Linked DNA regions of Homo sapiens: region 2 is linked to region 1. Evidence: read pairs that join two places in POLR2A ChIA-PET (ENCODE). Cell type or tissue: Panc1. All regions are shown on one strand. Each heading gives the region's core, and the rest is flanking DNA. Links, peaks and the distances in the headings are about the cores only.

Region 1 (8,815 bases), core at 1,555-5,554:
TGTACCAGGAGGTGGTGAGTTCCTGTCATTGCAGGGATTTCAGTCGGGGTGGAGAGCCCACTAAACAAAGACGCTGTGGAGAAGAACCAAGCATGGAGGAGGGTGGAGGGCCTGATCTTCTAAGCTTCACTCTCTGCCTGGGAGTCTTCGATTCCTCCCTCCTCTTACTATAACTTAATGAGCTGCTAACGCCAACACCTGGCTTCTTATTCAAACATGCTTAAATGTGAACGGGGAAGACTGGCATCAGAGGTGGGCAGATTAACAACAAACTCCCTCAGGGGTCTCCAAAATGAGAGAGAAGGGACAAAGGCAGAATCGTTCTGCGTGCCTGCAAGTTGGATTTGGAGTCTCCACACTGTGCCTCTGGCCGTTGAACAGAAGAGGGGTCTCTTTGCTGTGTCTTTAGCAAGGTGACAAGCAAGAGAGCTGGGTAGCACAGCCTGGGGCTCACAGGCAGCAGATCACCTTCAGCTCCCCAGGCCCCTCTGTCATGGACTCAGGCCACTGCTGGGACTCAGTCACCAGGACAGGGAGAGCCCAGAGGGCACTGCTCCACAGGGTGGGCACAGCAAACAGCCCTTCCCCACACTCCCACTCTTCCCGGCAGAGAGGGTGCCTGCGGTGTGACTCGAGGGAACTCGGCCTATTCATCTCACCCGCTTCTGCCTATCTCTCCACACACACTTTTGTCATTGTTAAAACCATGAGCAGCTTTTTCCTGATATCACAGTCTAGGAAATCGATGCCTCGTTCAGTGAGCCAGCACTTGCTGTGCTCTTGCCACAGGTTGGGACTGTGTGGATGGATGCCCCATTGCTTAGGGAGCACAGAGGAGGGACCTAGCTCGGGCTGGGGCTTTACAGAAGGCTTCCGAGAAGGGATGTCATTGGCCTGACTCTTAAGAGGAAGGAAAAGAAGAGCACCAAGTACAAATGATTAGCACTACTCATCAGCAAATCAGGAGACTGGGCGTGTAGGGAGATGAGGCTGAGGAAGTCACTCTGAACACACACGAGGGGCCTGATTGTCACCTGAAATGCCTGATGTTTTCCTGTTGGTTATGGGAAACAGAGGGATGACATAGATTGATTTATAGAGATTTTTCTGCCTGCATCAAAGGCATCATAAACAAGAGGGTAGGACTAGTGGCAAAGAAACGAGTCAGAATTGTTTAGTCGAGACATGAGAAGACCCTGAGCTAGCTCAGTGGTAGCAGGGTGGAAAGGAAGGGACCAAAAGGAGAAATATTTTGGATTTAAAAATTAACAAGACTGTCCAACAAATAGAAGATACAGAGACAAATGATTCAATAAGGCAAGGGTCAAAAGACTTGAACAGGCACTTCACAAAAGAAGATAATGCCCAATTAAGCACATGAAAGAGTGTTCAACATTAAATATCAGGGAAATGCGAGTTAAAACTACAGTAAGACAGCAGTTCATACCCCTTAGAATGGCTAAAATCAAAACAAATGATCATACCAAGTGCTGGTGGGAATGTGAGGAACCTGGAACTCTCATGCACTGCTGGTGGGAGAGGCCAATGGCAGAAACTCTTTGAAGGACTCTGAGAGTGTCTTATAAGTGTACATCTACCCTATAAGCAAGCAATTCCACTGCTAGGTATTTGCCCAAGAAAACTATGTTTATACAGACTTGTATAAGAAAAATATGTTCCCAATAAAATTGTAAAGAATGTTTATGGCAGTCTTATTCAAATATTGAAGAACTGGCAGCAACCCAGATGTCCACCAGGAAGTACATGGATAAACAACCTATGGTATGTCCATATAATGGAATATCACTAAGCAATAGAAAGGAACAAACTATTTATATATTCAGTGTAACATGGATGACTGGCAAAACCATTATGGGAAGTGAAGGAAACCAGACCCAGAATAGTACACACTGTATGATTCCATTTACATGAAATCCAAATGTAGACAAACGAATATATAATGTTAGACACCAGTTTGTGGGTTTATGTAAGTGTTTTGGGGTGTTAGGTGGGGGGTTGTTGACCAGTTAGAGGCATGAGGGAACTTCCTCAAAGAATAGAAATGTCTTATATTTTATTTTGAGGATTATGACATGAATGTGTATGATTGTCAAAATTAATCATACTAAACATTAAAACCTGAGCATTTTTTTCTATGTAAACTTTATTTTAAAACAAAAATAAAATAAAAACCAGGTCTGGGTCTGGCATGGTGGCTCACACCTGTAATCCCAGCACTTTGGGAAGCGGAGGTGGGCAGATCACAAAGTCAGGAGTTTGAGACCAGCCTGGCCAACATGGTGAAAACCCGCCTCTACTGAAAATACAGAAATTAGCTGGACACGGTGGCAGTGCATGCCTGTAATCCCAGCTACTCAGGATACTGAGGCACGAGAATCGCTTGAACCTAGGAGGCGGAGGTTGCAGTGAGCCGAGATCGCGCCACTGCACTCCAGCCTGGCGACAGAGTGAGACTCCGTCTCAAAAAAAACAAAACAAAACAAAACCCAGGTCTGGTGATTGATATATATTTGACCCTCACATTTCTAGCTTGAATGTTTGTGTGGATGGTGGTGACACTAAGACAGATGAAGGATGTGAGAGGAAGAGAAGGTAAAGGAGGAGAAAGATGAGTCAAATGTTGTATCAATGGAGTATGTGGTGTCCATTATCACAGGCACCAGCTAATGATATCCTGAAGGAAAAAAAAAAAAAACACTAACAAAAACAAAACCACCTGAATCAATGAGTCTGAAGCTCAGAGAAGAGGTCAGGATAGGAACATACCCCTGACAGTCACTTGATCATTGTGAAAAGCAGGAGTATGAGTGAAATGATGCAGAGAGGAGCTCTGGCATTAGAAAGCAGTGGCCAAAGGCTGGATCCTGAGAGGCAACACTCATTACCGGGTTAGCAGAAGAGAGCGTTCCATGAAAGAGACTGCAACTCATCCCGGAGGCATGAGGAGAACCAGGAAAGGGCAGAACCACAGTCATTCAAAGCCAAGAGTTTTGTGGGGGTTTTTTTTTTTAATTCATTTGTTTTAGTAGGTGTTTCATGTATTAAAAGACTTTTCTAAACCAATTTACTGTGGCATAAATTACATGCCATAAAATTCATTCATTTGAAGCATATGGGTCACTGAGTTTTAGTGAATTTATACAGTCCTGTAACCACTACCACACTCAAGTTTTAAAACATTTTCATTGCCACAAAAATTTCCCTCACACCACTTTGCCGTTGATCCCTGATCCCAAGACCAGCCCCAGACAACCACAGATATGCTTTTATCATTAGAGTTTTGCCATTTTTAGAAATTTCATACAAATGGAATCATGTAGTCCTTTGTGTCTGCCTTCTTTCTTTTAACCTGTTTTTGAGATTTCTTCATGTTGTTGCCTGAATTTGTAACATATTTCTTTCTTCTGGAGCATAGTTTTTCACTGTATGAATAGACCACATTTTGTTTAACCATTCATCAACTGACAGACATTGCCATTGCTTCCATTTAGTGTTATGATGAATAATCCTGCAACGGATATTGACTTACAACTCTTTGGTAGGACACAGATTTTCATTTCTCTTGGGTGAATACCTAGGGGCAGAATTGCTGGGTTGCATGGCAAGCACGTGTTTACTTTTAAAGGAAAATGCCAAACTTTTGCAAAAAGGCTCTACCATTTTACCTTTCCACTAGCAACTTACAAGGATCCCAGTTTCTCTATGCCTTTATCAACACTCCATATTGTTTTGTTTTGTTTTTTAATTTTCCTAGCAGGCATATAATTAGATCTTATTGTGGTTTTAATTTTAATTTGTATTGCCCTAATACCAGTGGTGTTGAACATTTTTTATGTGCTTTTGGACTATTCATATATCTTCTTTGGTGAAACATTTGTTCATATCTTTTGCCAATCTTTTAATTGGGTAGTTTCTCTTGCTATTAAGTTATAAGGGTTCTTTATATATTCTTAATTCAAATCAGATAGTTTGCAAATATTTTCTCCCAATCCGTGACCTTTCATTTCCTGTCACTGAACAAATTTTTAAATTTCGATGAAGCCTAATGACTAAGTTTTTTTCTTTTATAATTTGTATTTTCTGCTTCCTAAGGAATCTGCTTAACCCAAAATTATTAAAAAAAAATTTCTTCACTTTCTCCTAGAAGTTTTATAGTTTTAGTCCTGTAATCCATTTTGAATTAATTTTTGTATATGGTATAAGGAAAGGGTCAAGAGTAATATCTTTTATAACTATTCAGTGATTTCAAGATCACTTATAAAAATAGACTATGTTTTTCCCTATTGAATTACCCTGGTATCTTTATCAAAATTATTTGACCATATAAAAGTAAGGATCTATTTCTAGACTCTCAATTCCACTCTATTGATTCATTGTTATCTAATACCACACTGTTAATTACTGAGTTTTATAGTAAGTCTTATAATCAGGTAGCATAAATTGTTAACTTGATTATTTAAAAAAATTGTTTTGTGTCACAGGACAAATAGATGTTTTTCCAAAGAAGATATACAAATGTCCAATAAGCACATTAAAGATGCTCAAATGTAACTAACCAGTAAAGAAATGCAAATCAGAACCTCACTGAGCTACCACCTCACACCCATTAGGATGGCTACTATCAAAAATAATCATAATAACATGTCAGTGAGGATATAGAGAAACTAGATCCCTTGTATACTGTTGGTGGAAAATTAAATGATGCAGCTACTTTGAAAAATAGTATGGTGTTTCCTCACGTATTAGAAATAGAATTACCATATGACTCAGCAATTCTACTTCTGCATATATACCCAAAAGAATCAAAGGGGCTGGAAGAGATATTTGTATACCCATGTACATAGCAGCATTATTCACAATAGCCAAAGGGTGGAGGCAACTCAAGTGTCCATCTACAAATGAAAAAACAAAATGTGGTATGTATACACATACATACATACATACATACACATACATACATACATACATACATACACACACAGTGGACTATAAAAAGAAGGAAATTTTGACACATACTACAATGTGGTTAAATATCGAGGTCATGTGAAATGAAGTAAGTCCATCACAAAAAGACAAATGTATAATTCCACTTATGTGAGGTAACTAGAGTTGTCATTTCCTTAGAGACAGAAATTAGAATGATGGTTGCCAGGAGTTGAGAGTCGAGGGGAATGGGAAGTTAAAGGATGTTGAATTTAGGCTGGGTGTGGTGGCTTACACCTATAATCCCAGTGCTTTGGGAGGCTGAGGTGGGTAGATCTCTGCAGATCTCTTGAGCCCAGGAGGCAGGCGGATTCCTTGAGCCCAGGAGACCAGCCTGGGCAACATGGCAAAACCCCGTCTCTACAAAAAAGTACAAAAATTAGCTGGGCATGATGGTGCATGCCTGTAGTCCCAGCTACTCAGGAGGCTGAGGTGGGAGGATTGCTTGAGCCCGGGAAGTGAATGTTGCAGTGAGCTGAGATCATGCCACTGCACTCCAGCCTGGGCAATAGAGTAAGACTCTGTCTCAAAAAATAAAATAAAATGAAGTTTATTAAACATAGTTTGGGAAGATGAGAAGTTCTGGAGATTCGCTGCAGGCCAATGATAATATACTTAACATTGCTAAACTGTAAGCTTAAAAATTATTAAGTTGGTAAATTTCGTGTGTATTTTACCACAATTAAAAAAAATTTTTTTAATTGTTCTGTTTAATCTAGGTTATTTGTCTTTTCAAATGAATTTTAGGATCAGCTTGTCAATTCCTACAAAAATGTCTACTGGGATTTTTATTGTGATTTCATTAAATATATAGATTAATTTAAAAATAATTACCATCTTTAATTAAAAACATTGAGACCTCCAAGCAATAACATGGCATATCTCTCTGTTTATTCAGGTATTCTTTAATTTCTCTCAGCAATATGTTGTAGTTTTCAGTGTATAAGTCTAAAATATCTTTTATTAAATTTATTCCTAAATATTTTTATGCTACTGTCAATGGAATTTCTGAAGTTTTATTTTTTGGGTTGTTCTTTGCCGGCATATAGGAATACAATTGATTTCTACATATTAACCTTATATTCTGAGACACTGTCGAATTCATTTATCAGTTCTAGTAGCTTTTTGAAAATTCCTTAGGATTTTCTACATATATGATCACATTGTTCACAAAAAAATGGTTTTATTTCTTCTGTTCCAAGGTGTATGCCTTGTTTTTTGCATGACTTATTAAACCGGCTAGGACCCCCATACCATGTTGAATAGAAGTGGCGAGACAGAATTTTTAAATGAGGTTATTTTACTCTGTGAGGATCCCAGGTGGTCTCTGACAGAGCAGTTCCAATAGAACTGCAGGGCAGAACCAGGCTGCTGCAGATGAATATGCGAGTGGGAACTGAGAGAATTACAGCTGCTGGGTGTTACCACTCATGAAGCTTGACTGAAGAAGGCAGGCAAATGGGTAAAGCACATTCCCTGTTCTCAAGAGGCCCGAGTATAAACAGGGAAGTTCTAGACATGCATTTCTTCAGCTCTGCTGCTGCCTTCCTCAGTCCAGCCACCTTCTCCCACCTGGAACTTCAACAGCCACTTACCTCCCCTTCCGGTTTCTATTCCCCCGTCCCATTTTCCAGTCCATTCTAACGAAAGTCAGAGAATACCTCTTAAAGTAAAAATCAGATTATATTACTCCTGCACTCAAAACTCGGCAACCATGGCCATCCAGGCACTGCGCGGCATGGCCCACCAGTCCCCCGTTCCTCGCTATGCCCCTGGCACACCATCTCGCCTCCTCTTCCTAGCAATTCTTTAGCCAGCTCAGGCTTTTTACAAAGCCTGGCTTCAGGGATTTAGGACAAAAATGTACCTGAGCAGAGATGCAGGTGCAGAGATGTGAATGCAGGTGCAGCCTGTCAACAGATGGGCTCATTTGAAAGAGAAGCCGAGTGAGGCTGGTCCAGGCTCCCCACGGGGATGAGGCTGCAGTACTTACCTGCCCATAGGGCTGTTTAGAGTGTAGATGCATTGCTTGAATGGCTATTTGGTCTCTAGTCTTCAGGTTAATGTGGTTTGTCTCACAGGCTCTCTACAACCTTGCACCTCGACGTGTGGTCTGTGGACCAGGAACATTGTCATCACCTGGAAGCTTCTTGGAAACGTAAAATCCTAGGCCACCTCCCAGACCGATGGAAGCCACATCGGCATTTTAACCAGACACCCTGGTGATTCCATGGTGCATTCTTATCCACATTAAATTTTGACACCCCATAAAAACTCACTCTTCTGAAGCAGAATTCACCTCTCTCTAGTAAAGAACTTTAATTTTTATAATGTGTCAATGAATGAAAATGTAAAACCTAGTAAGAGAAAATGGAAGGACTTGTTCATACAACTGGTAATTAAACAAATGGGAATGAAACTTGGCTAAGGAGAGGGGATGAAGAGGATTAAACTCATAAAAGCAAGTTGGGGGTTCAAATGAGATTTCCGGGAAGGCATCAGTTGAACTCTGCAGTGAATGGCCGACCTGTTTTCATTTGTTTAATAGCTGTTCTCATGGTTACTTCCGTCTCATAGATGCCCCATCCCTACAGTCATGCACATATTCGGTCAGTATGCTCAGCAAAAAACACCCCAGGACCAAAAAGCTTTATGGACATCAGGTTACAAGCTGTATTCTGCCCCTCCCTGCCCCCGAGCCTCTCACCATCTTAGAAAGGCAGGACCTGTGCCATCACTGAAAGCAATGGCATGTTGATATTTCCGTTTTGTTTTTTTTTTTGTTTTTTTTTTTTTTGAGATGGAGTCTCACTCTGTCACCCAGGCTGGAGTGCAGTGGCTCAATCTCGGCTCACTGCAAGCTCCACCTCCCAGGTTCACGCCGTTCTCCTGCCTCAGCCTCCCGAGTAGCTGGGACTACAGGTGCCTGCCACCACGCCCGGCTCATTTTTTGTATTTTTACTACAGACGGGGTTTCACCTTGTTAGCCAGGATGGTCTCGATATCCTTATCTCGTGATCCGCCCACCTTGGCCTCCCAAAGTGCTGGGATTACAGGCATGAGCCACTGCGCTCGGCCGGCATGTGGATATTTCAACCCAACCCAACACTACTGTTGGGCGAAGGCCTCAGGTGTCCAGGGAACAGAAGCCTTTGCAAGCTGGAGGGTGCAGGCCCCACACATTCTGCACCACCATCGGGGGTTCTCTTGTTCAGTGGTTTTACAATCTTGTTTTGTAGCCCAGTTCTGGCAATGCTGCCCAGACCATTCTCCTCTCAGGACTTCTCCTACAGTCCACCCAGAAGCAGAGCCCCACAGGATGATGACAGGTGCTTCTGACTTTGGCTTATGAACTCAGCCAATATTGTCCAAGATAAACTCTGATCTAAACAACAACAACAAAAAAAACTCAAAGTATAAAATGTGTGTCTCTACAAGCAACACCACTGTTAGAATGTCAGGGCTGAGAGACCTCATTTATTGGAACAGGCCTTCACCTGTGATCAATCACCAACAGCAGGCAGAATAGCAACGTGTTAAAGAGCTCACGTTTTGGCACCAGGCTGCCTGACTTTGAATCTTCGCAGCTGTGTGATCTTGGATTAAATGTTAACATATCTTTTCTTGGTTTCCTCATCTATAAAATAGAAATAATCATAATGCTTGCTTCATAAGGTTATTCTGAGGGTTAAATAGAACCATTAATCTACCCTGCTTAGGAGAATGCCTGGCACCCAGGACCCGCTCAGTAAATGTAGCTATTGGAATCATCGAATCCGCTGCTAGCATGGACTCTCAATGAGGGGAAGCA
Region 2 (8,815 bases), core at 1,987-5,986, 110 kb before region 1:
ATATTCCCACATTCCCAGTCCTCCCTGCTCTCCTATCCCCTCCTCTCCCCTCTTCTCCTCCTGCAACAGAAGAGGCCACTAGAAATGTTTTTCTTCTAATAATATTTGTTGTTGTCATTATTAATATAAATAATAACTACCATTCATTGAAGATTTATCCCAGGCACAGTTCTAAGCACTCTTCGTATATTAACTTATTAAATCCTCACAATAACCTTATAAGAGTGGCATGCTTATGATTCTCACTTTGCAGTTGAGGAAGCTGGTGGAGAGGTTGAGCAACTTGCACCAGTCACACAGCTGGCAAACGATGGAGCCAGGCCACCTTCCTGCAGAGTTTATGAGGCTGGACTCCCCTTTGGGGCTGCCTCGTGCAGACCAGGGCAAGATTATTACTGCTGTTATTGATTCTCATCAACAGGAGCTTCAGTTTCTCATCCTGTGCACATTGACAGGGACACCGGCCATATCATGATGCAGACAGCTGGGAGTGCACCTCAAGGCCATGGTACAAGTTCAGGCAGTGGATTCTGTCCCTTTGGAGAGCAACTGTGGTCTGAACATTACTTATTTATCTTTTAGAAACTTCAGGTGATTGAAGTTTCCTTTTGGTGATTTTTTGAAGTCAGGCTCTGCTGAGAATGCAGAGGGAGAAGCTGGTGTGCTTGCTGCATGTTTATAGCCAAGCTTGGCACATCATCTGAGTCATAGCTGCATCCAAGTAACACATCACTAGTATGTCTTCCCTGTGGCCAGGATGACTATGTCATTGATCTCACTGTGCGAGACCCTGAGAGCAAGGTTGAAAGATAAAACAGGATGATCCCTGTCCTCTAGGAGCTCACGAATAATTATAACTCCTGGCAGAAAGTAGCAGTGTTCCATTAGAGTGCTGGAGGTTAGAGGGCCATGGTGGTGAAGAACAGCTTGTGCCTCCTGAGAACAGGAAGAATTTTGTTGGATCTGGACCTTGATTTGACAGGTAGTGACAAAGGAAGAGATCTGCAGGACGAAGGAACAACCTCAGCAAAACCACAGTCGTGTGACATGGCATGGCAGTTTTGGGGAAGGGAGATTAAAAAAATATAGTTTTTTTTGTTGTTGTTTTGTTTTTTGTTTTTTGAGATGGAGCCTCACTGTGCCACCCAGGCTGGAGTGCATTGGTGCAATCTCGGCTCACTGCAACCTCCGTCTCCTGGGTTCAAGTGATTCTTCCACCTCAGCCTCCCAAGTAGCTGGGATTATAGGCATCTGCCACCATGTCTGGCTAGTTTTTGTATTTTTAGTAGAGACGAGGTTTCACCATGTCAGTCAGGCTGGTCTCCAACTCCTGACCTTAGGTGATCCACCTGCCTTGGCCTCCCAAAGTGCTGGGATTACAGGTGTGAGCCACCACTCCTGGCCATATATAGATGTTATTATGTGTACAGCTAGTATATTTCTATAAGCTAAGGGTTTAAGGTGAGACAGAGTCCATATATAGTTTTACTAGCTTGTCAGTGTGTATTATCCTCCAAATGATCATACCAATAGTATAGAGCATACTCTGTTGGGATCCCTGTCAAATAGAGGGAGAGAGTACATGGTTTACTAATTACTTTATTCTCAAAATACCATGGTGCTATTTTATTTTTATTATTCTTCATAAATTTTTTAATTGTTTTTTAAATTTTTTGTAGAGATAGGGTCTTGCTATGTTGCCCAGGCTTGTCATGAACTCCTGGCCTCAAGCAATCCTCCCACCTCAGCCTCCCAAAGTGCTGGGATTACAGGCATGAGCCACCATGACTGGCCATTTTTAAAAATTATTCTGTATAGGTTAATAACAGATTGTATGATGGGGTTACAGAAGGAGGGCATTTATTAAGGAGGGTGAGAGGCTGAATTAAAGTGACCTCTTCAATCTGTTCCAGCATCATTGATGTGCTATGTGTATACCTATTACTAGCAATAGGTCAGAATTTAAGTATTCATGTGTCTGTGCTACATTGCTAAGTCTTCTGTGATGCTCTGGTATCTAGATGAGGTACTGTTGTGGATCCCTCCTAGGCCTTAATTGTCTATTTCACACCACTGCCTTTAGAAAGGATGAAAGAGGCAAAGAGCCTGAAACTTCAAAATCAGCTGTGAAGACAGGACAGGACACCACTAAGACACAGGGGTGCACTGGAGCTGGTTTACAACCAGCTCAAGAGAGACAATTGTTAAAATTTTAGAAGTTTTGTGGGTCAGTTGTTAAATACAGCCATTATTAAAATTAAATTTTATGGATTTATAATTAAATAAATTATATCCTCAAAAAGGAAACAAAGGCATGCATGTAGTCCCCATTAACTCGGTAGAGGCTGAGGCGGGAGGATCATTTGCACCTAGGAGTTCGGGCAATATAGCAAGACCCCATCTCTCAAAGTAGGTGAGTAAATTAATTAATTAAAAAATGAAAAGGAAACGAATACTCAAAACTCATTGCTTCCAGATTATTTTACTATATTCTACCATTACACATACTCTTGAGGTTATTAGCAGCTATGGTAGCTACATGGCAGACGGAGACACTGCAGAATGGTGTCCATCTCTTCTCAGCTGCATTCAGTGATGTCGTGTTGGTCATGTGACATCAGTTGTGGTGTGAGTATTTACACTACGGAAATGGACAAGTGCTAGAAACCTGAGGGTGATTCATTGTTTTGCTGGTATCTTGACTTAAGAACATGATGGAAAAATATTAATAATGCAGATTAAATTTAACAGTATGTTTTGTCCATGCCATTACATGGTGAATAGCACAAAAAGTTGAGGAAGTATTCTTCTAGTACTCAAAAACTATTACCCAATTCTGCAAAGAAGCTGCATATCATTGATGAAAGAGTAAACTTCCTACATACCTTTATTGTTTCACTTCTGTCTTACGTATTCACTTAAATGAAAATATCAACCAACATTCATGCCAGAGCTCCAGCTGTTTGTCAGCTGCTCACATAGATTGGCTACATATTCAAAGTTTCAGCAGCAATCAATGAAAGCCTTTTGTGAGTCTCACTTGGCTGTATAAAATTTACCGTAAATGGTATTACGATGGGTAATTTTATGTGTCAAAGTGACTGGGTGTAGTGATACCCAGATAGCTGGCAAATCATTTTTTCTGGGTGTGTCTGTGAGGGTGCTTCTGGAAGAGATGAACATGTAAATTCTTAGATGGAGTAAAAACGATTCACTTTCACCAGTGTGGTAGACATCACCCAATCCACTGAGAGCCCTCCTCAAGAAAACAAAAAGAAAGAAGAGGAGCAAATTCTCCTTCTCTTCTTGAGCTGAAACATCACCTTCTCCCGCCCTTAGACATCAGAGCTCCTGGCTTTCAGGACTTCAAATGCCAGGACTTACACTAGCACCCTCGCACCCCCCATTTCTACTCCCTACATCCCAGCCCTGCTCTCAAGACTTGGAGTTACACCCTGATTCTAAGCCCTTCAGACTCAGACTGAACGACGCCACTGGCTTTCTTGGTTCTGCAGCTTGCAGACAGCATATCTTGGGACTTCTCAGCCTCCGTAACTGAGTGTGAGGCAATTCCTACAGTAAATCCCATCTTATATATCAAAATCTCCCTATTGCTTCTCTGGAGAACCCTAATACAAGTATTGTGTGTTATTATTTTTAAATTGTGTTGTACATGTTCTTTATATTAGTAAAGTTTACAATAAACTTATGTCTATCTGTCTATGTACCTATCTGTATTTTTCCCCAGATATCCAATTGTTAAGTCTTTGACACTATACCAGTGCTGAGACATTTCTTCCTTGTAAGTTGACAGGAAGGAAAAATAATTCTCTTGAATAACACAAATCAAACAATCTCTGGAGAGCAGAACTGACTTGGTTTGGGTGCAGAGCGTTTCCTGGGAGCTCATGAAAAGCAGGTCACTAACTACACAGTTGAATGAGTCATAGTTTTCTCCTTTCTAAAACACAATGCGCTTTATTCAAGAAGCTCAAGATTTTAGCAATAGCAGCTCCTCCCAGCAGCCTCTCAGGATGAGAGTATTAGATGCTTCACTCCCACCTCTTCTTAGTGACTAGCTCCGGGAGCCAAAAGTCTGGGGTTACTATCTCCTAAATTCTTCCTCCCTCATTTTAACCAGCCACAGCAGCCCTCTTCCTGTTCTTCAGGCATGCTGGGGATGCTCCTGCCTCTGAGCTTTGCATCTGCTGTCCTCTCTGCCTGGAACAGTCTTCCCCAGATACTAACATGACTCATGCTTTTTATTCAAATGTCACCTTCCTGACCACCTGTATTAGTCAGGGGTCTCTAGAGGGACAGAACTAACAGGACATATATACATAAAGGGGAGTTTATTAGGTATTAAGTTACATGATCACAGGGTCCCACAATAGGCTGTCTGCAAGCTGAGGAGCAAGGAGAGATAGTCCAAGTCCCAAAACTGAAGAACTTGGAGTCCGATGTTCGAAGACAGGAAGCAACCAGCATGGAAGAAAGTAGGCTGGGAGGCCAGGCCCGTCTCTCCTTTTCATGTTTTCCTGCCTGCTTTGTATTTGCTAGAAGCTGATTAGATTTTGCCCACCAGATTAAGGGTAGATCTGCCTTCTCCAGTCCACTGACTCAAAAGTTAATCTCTTTTGGCAACATCCTCACAGACACGCCCAGGAACAATACTTTGTATGCTTCAATCCAATCAAGTTGACACTCAGCATTAACCATCACAAGTCCACCCCTGGTCAACTTGAACTCATACACATCTCATGAGATCACACATAATCTTCAAATAAAGAAAATAATAAGGTCATAATTATACCTAACATAATACGACTATCATTGGTACAATGATAAATGCACCAATCCCCAACCCAAATACTATTACATAAAGTTAACAATACTTAAATGCTGATATGAAGTCAATAAATCTTATGTCACATGATAAAGGAAAAGGAAATAAAATAAAGATATTTTCTTAGTACAAGCATATACCTGGACAAACATATTTTTAGCAAAAGAAGGGAAGAGGAAATACTCATGACAATTACAGTCCCTGTTTCTGCAGCTGGTCACGTGGTCATAGCTGGTATCAATGACCACCTTCTTCTACTACCCATTCTGTATTCCCTTTGCCTTCAGCAAGCACCTCAGCAGGTTGTGGTTTTTTCCCTGGTGGAGCGACCCAAACCTTCATTCCTGAGAGGTCTGGGCCATGTGTAGTCCTGCCTGGATTAGGCTGTTGTAGTTTCCTATTGACCTTAATCACAGAGGATGGTAATATCAAGAGATGCCCTAATGGTTCTCCTGTATTCCATGCATACTCTTCCTTACCTCCGTTATGGAGTAGTAGGCTGATTTCAACTTGATAATCTGGGTCAATCATCTCAGCCAACACTGTAATTCCCTTCTTAGCCTGTTGACCTAAAGGTAGGAGGAGCCCAAAGTGTCCAGGTGGCAATCTTAACTTCCAGTTTAATGAAATCGTTGTTGTATCTCCTGGTGGCAGCTTTCCTCCCTCTGGAACTAGGACCTCTAGGCCAGCAAAATGTAATGTCGTGGGAACAGGAAGCAGAAATTTTGCTAGTGGATCACTAGGGGTGATGGTGAGTGGTGCCACTTCTACTTCTGCACCTTGATTCTTGGACCCATGAATCCTGGCCATGGGAGAAACAGTACCATATATATATAGGACGCTGATTCAGAGCATACAGGGCCTTCTGGAGAACTTTGTCTCAGCCCTGCAAAGTATTGTCATCTAGTTGGCATTGTAATTGAGACTTCAAAAGGCCATTCCACCATTCTATCAATCCAGTTGCTTCAGGATGATGGGGAACATGGTAAGACCAGTGAATTCCATGAGCATGAGCCCACTGCCACACTTCTTTAGCCACAAAGTGAGTGCCTTGGTCAGAGGCAATGTTGTGTGGAATACCATGACAGTGGCTAAGGCATTCTGTGAGCCCACGGATGCTAGTCTTGGCAGAGGCATTGCATGCAGAATAGGCAAACGCATATCCACAGTAAATGTCTATTCCAGTGAGGGCAAACCTCTGCCCTTTCCATGATGGAAGAAGTCCAATATAATCAACCTGCCACCAGGTAGCTGGCTGATCACCCTCAGGAATAGTGTCATATCGAGGGCTCACTGTTGGTCTCTACTGGTGGCCACTCAGCAGTGGCCGTAGCCAGGTCAGCTTTGGTGACTGGAAGTCCATGTTGCTGACCCCATGTGTAACCTCCATCCCTGCCACCATGGCCACTTTGTTCATGGGCCCATTGGGCGATGACGGGGTGGCTGGGGAAAGAGGCTGAGTGGTGTCCACAGAACGGGTCATCCTATCCACTTGATTATTAAAATCCTCCTCTGCTGAGGTCACCCACTGGTGAGCACTCACATGGGATGCAAATATCTTCACGGTTTTGACCACTCAGAAGGTCCATCCACATGTCTTTTCCCCAAATTTCTTCGTCACCAATTTTCCAATCATGCTTCTTCCAAGTCCCTGACCATCCAGTCAAACCATTGGCTACAGCCCATGAATCAGTATATAATCTCACATCTGGCCACTTCTCCTGCCATGCAAAGTGCACAACCAGGTGCACTGCTCGAACTTCTGCCCACTGGGAAGATCTCCCTTCACCTCTATCCTTCAGGGATGTCCTAGAAAGGGGCTGTAGTGCTGCAGCTGTCCACTTTCGGATAGTGCCTGCATATCATGCAGAACCATCTGTGAACCAGGCCCTAGTCTTCTCTTCCTCTGTCAACTGATTACAGGGAACTCCCCATGAGGCCATCAGTGCAGGCTGGGGAAGAGAAAGCAGGGTGGCAGGGGTGGAGACCATGGGCATTTGAGCCACTTCCTCATGTAACTTACTTGTGCCTTCAGGACCTGCTCGAGCCCGATCACATATATACCACTTCCATTGGCTGATGGAATGCTGCTGTGCATGACCCATTTTATGGCTAGATGGGTCAGAAAGCACCCAGTTCATGATGGGCAGTTCAGGTCACATGGTGACTTGATGACCCACAGTCAAACGTTCAGTTTCCACCAAAGCCCAGTAACAGGCCAAGAGCTGTCTCTTGAAAGGGGAGTAGTTTTCTGTAGAGGATGGCCTTGCTCCAAAATCCTAGAGGCCTCCACTGGGATTCACCTATGGGGGCCTGCCAAAGGCTCCAAACAGCATCCCTATCTGCCACTGATGCCTCAAGTACCATTGGACTTGCTGGGTCATATGGCCCAAGTGGCAGAGCATCTTGCAAAGCAGCCTGGACCTGCTGCAGCGCCTTCTACTATTCTGGACCCTACTTAAAACTGGTGGCCTTCGGGTCACTCAATAAATGGGCTGAAGTAACACACCCAAATGAGGAATGTGTTGCCTCCAGAATCCACATGGGCTCAATAGGCATTGTGCCTCTTTCTTGGTTGTAGGAGGGGCCAAATGCAGCAACTTATCCTTTGCCTTAGAAGGAATATCTTGACAGGCTCCACACCACTGGACCCCTAGAAATTTTACTGAGGTTGAAGTTCCCTGAATTTTAGTTGGATTTATTTCCCATCCTCTGGCATGTAAATGTCTCACTAGTAACTCCAGCGTGTTTGCTATTTTTTCTCACTGGATCCAATCAGTATAATGTCATCAGTGAAATGGACCAGTGTGATATCTTGTGAAAGCGAAAAGAAATCAAGGTCTCTCTGAATAAGATTATGACACAAAGCTTGAGAATTGATATACCCCTAAGGTAGGACAGCAAAGGTATATTGCTGGCCTTGCCAGCTGGAGGCAAATTGCTTCTGGTGGGCCTTACGGACAGGAATGGAGAAAAAGGCATTTGCCAAGTCAATGGCTGCATAGCAGGTACAAGGAGATGTGTTAATTTGCTCAAGCAATGAAACCACATCTGGTGCAGCAGCTGCAACTGGAGTCACCACTTGGTTAAGCTTACAATAATCCACTGTCATTCTCCAAGATCCATCTGTGTTCTGCACAAGCCAAATGGGAGAGCTGAACAGGTATGTGGTGGGAATCACCACCTCTGCGTCTTTCAAATCCTTGATGGTGGCACTAATCTCCACAATCCCTCCATGGATGTGATACTGTTTTTGATTTACTATTTTTCTAGGTAGAGGTAGCTCTAATGGCTTCCATTTGGCATTTCCCACCATAATAGCCCTCACCCTACCAGTCAGGGAGCCAATGCAGGGATTCTGCCAGCTGCTAGGTATGTCTATGCAAATTATACATTCTGGCACTGGGGAAATGATCACAGGATGAGTCTGGGGACCCACTGGACCCAACGTAAGTCAGACCTGAGCTAAAACTCCATTAATTACCTGACTTCCATACGCCACTACTTTAACCGGAGGACCACAGTGATGTTTTGGGTCTCCTGGAATCAGCATTGGCTCAGAACCAGTGTCCAGTAGTCCCTGAAATGTCTGATCATTTTCCTTTCCCCAGTGCATAGTTACCCTGGTAAAAGGCCAGAGGTGTCCTTAGGGAAGGATGGGAGAAAGATTCACTGCATAAATTGTTGGTAATGTAGTGGGGTCCTTCCTCAAGGAGACCCGGCCTCCCCTTCATTCACGGGGTTCTGGGTCTGTAAACTGGCACAAGTCTGGAAACTGATTGAGGGGCTGTGATTCTCTGTTTTTATAATTCAAATTAGTCTTTTGTCTATTCAACCTAGAAGTTTTCTGCTTGTATAAAGCAAGTAGGAATGCAGTAGGCTTCCTATCAATTTCACTTATAGGAACACTGTGATTAATTAGCCAATGCCAGAGCTCTACATGAGTTAGACTATTCTGATTGCCATTTG

The links. Peaks named below come from ENCODE experiments on the same cell type or tissue, not always from the same donor. Only the 100,000 strongest peaks of a DNase experiment are listed, where the experiment ranks them.
Region 2: POLR2A ChIA-PET joins it to region 1 with 5 read pairs; 4 of 35 experiments call an interaction of 5 or more read pairs at or near these places.

The regions. Positions count from the first base shown.
Region 1 is chr3:193,817,441-193,826,255 of GRCh38, reverse strand. No RefSeq gene overlaps it. Among named protein-coding and RNA genes, the nearest start is that of LINC02038, 22 kb to the left of the region's middle. RefSeq lists enhancers at 6,197-6,824, 6,825-7,453. In Panc1, for the core only: no CTCF peak of the experiment used is centred there; no DNase peak of the experiment used is centred there.
Region 2 is chr3:193,924,259-193,933,073 of GRCh38, reverse strand. LOC105374287 (a long non-coding RNA gene) reads left to right here. Exons shown (of 2, transcript XR_007096293.1): 2 at 1-3,721. Among named protein-coding and RNA genes, the nearest start is that of LINC02026, 75 kb to the left of the region's middle. In Panc1, for the core only: no CTCF peak of the experiment used is centred there; a DNase peak (open chromatin) is centred at 3,990; H3K27ac peaks cover 296 bases.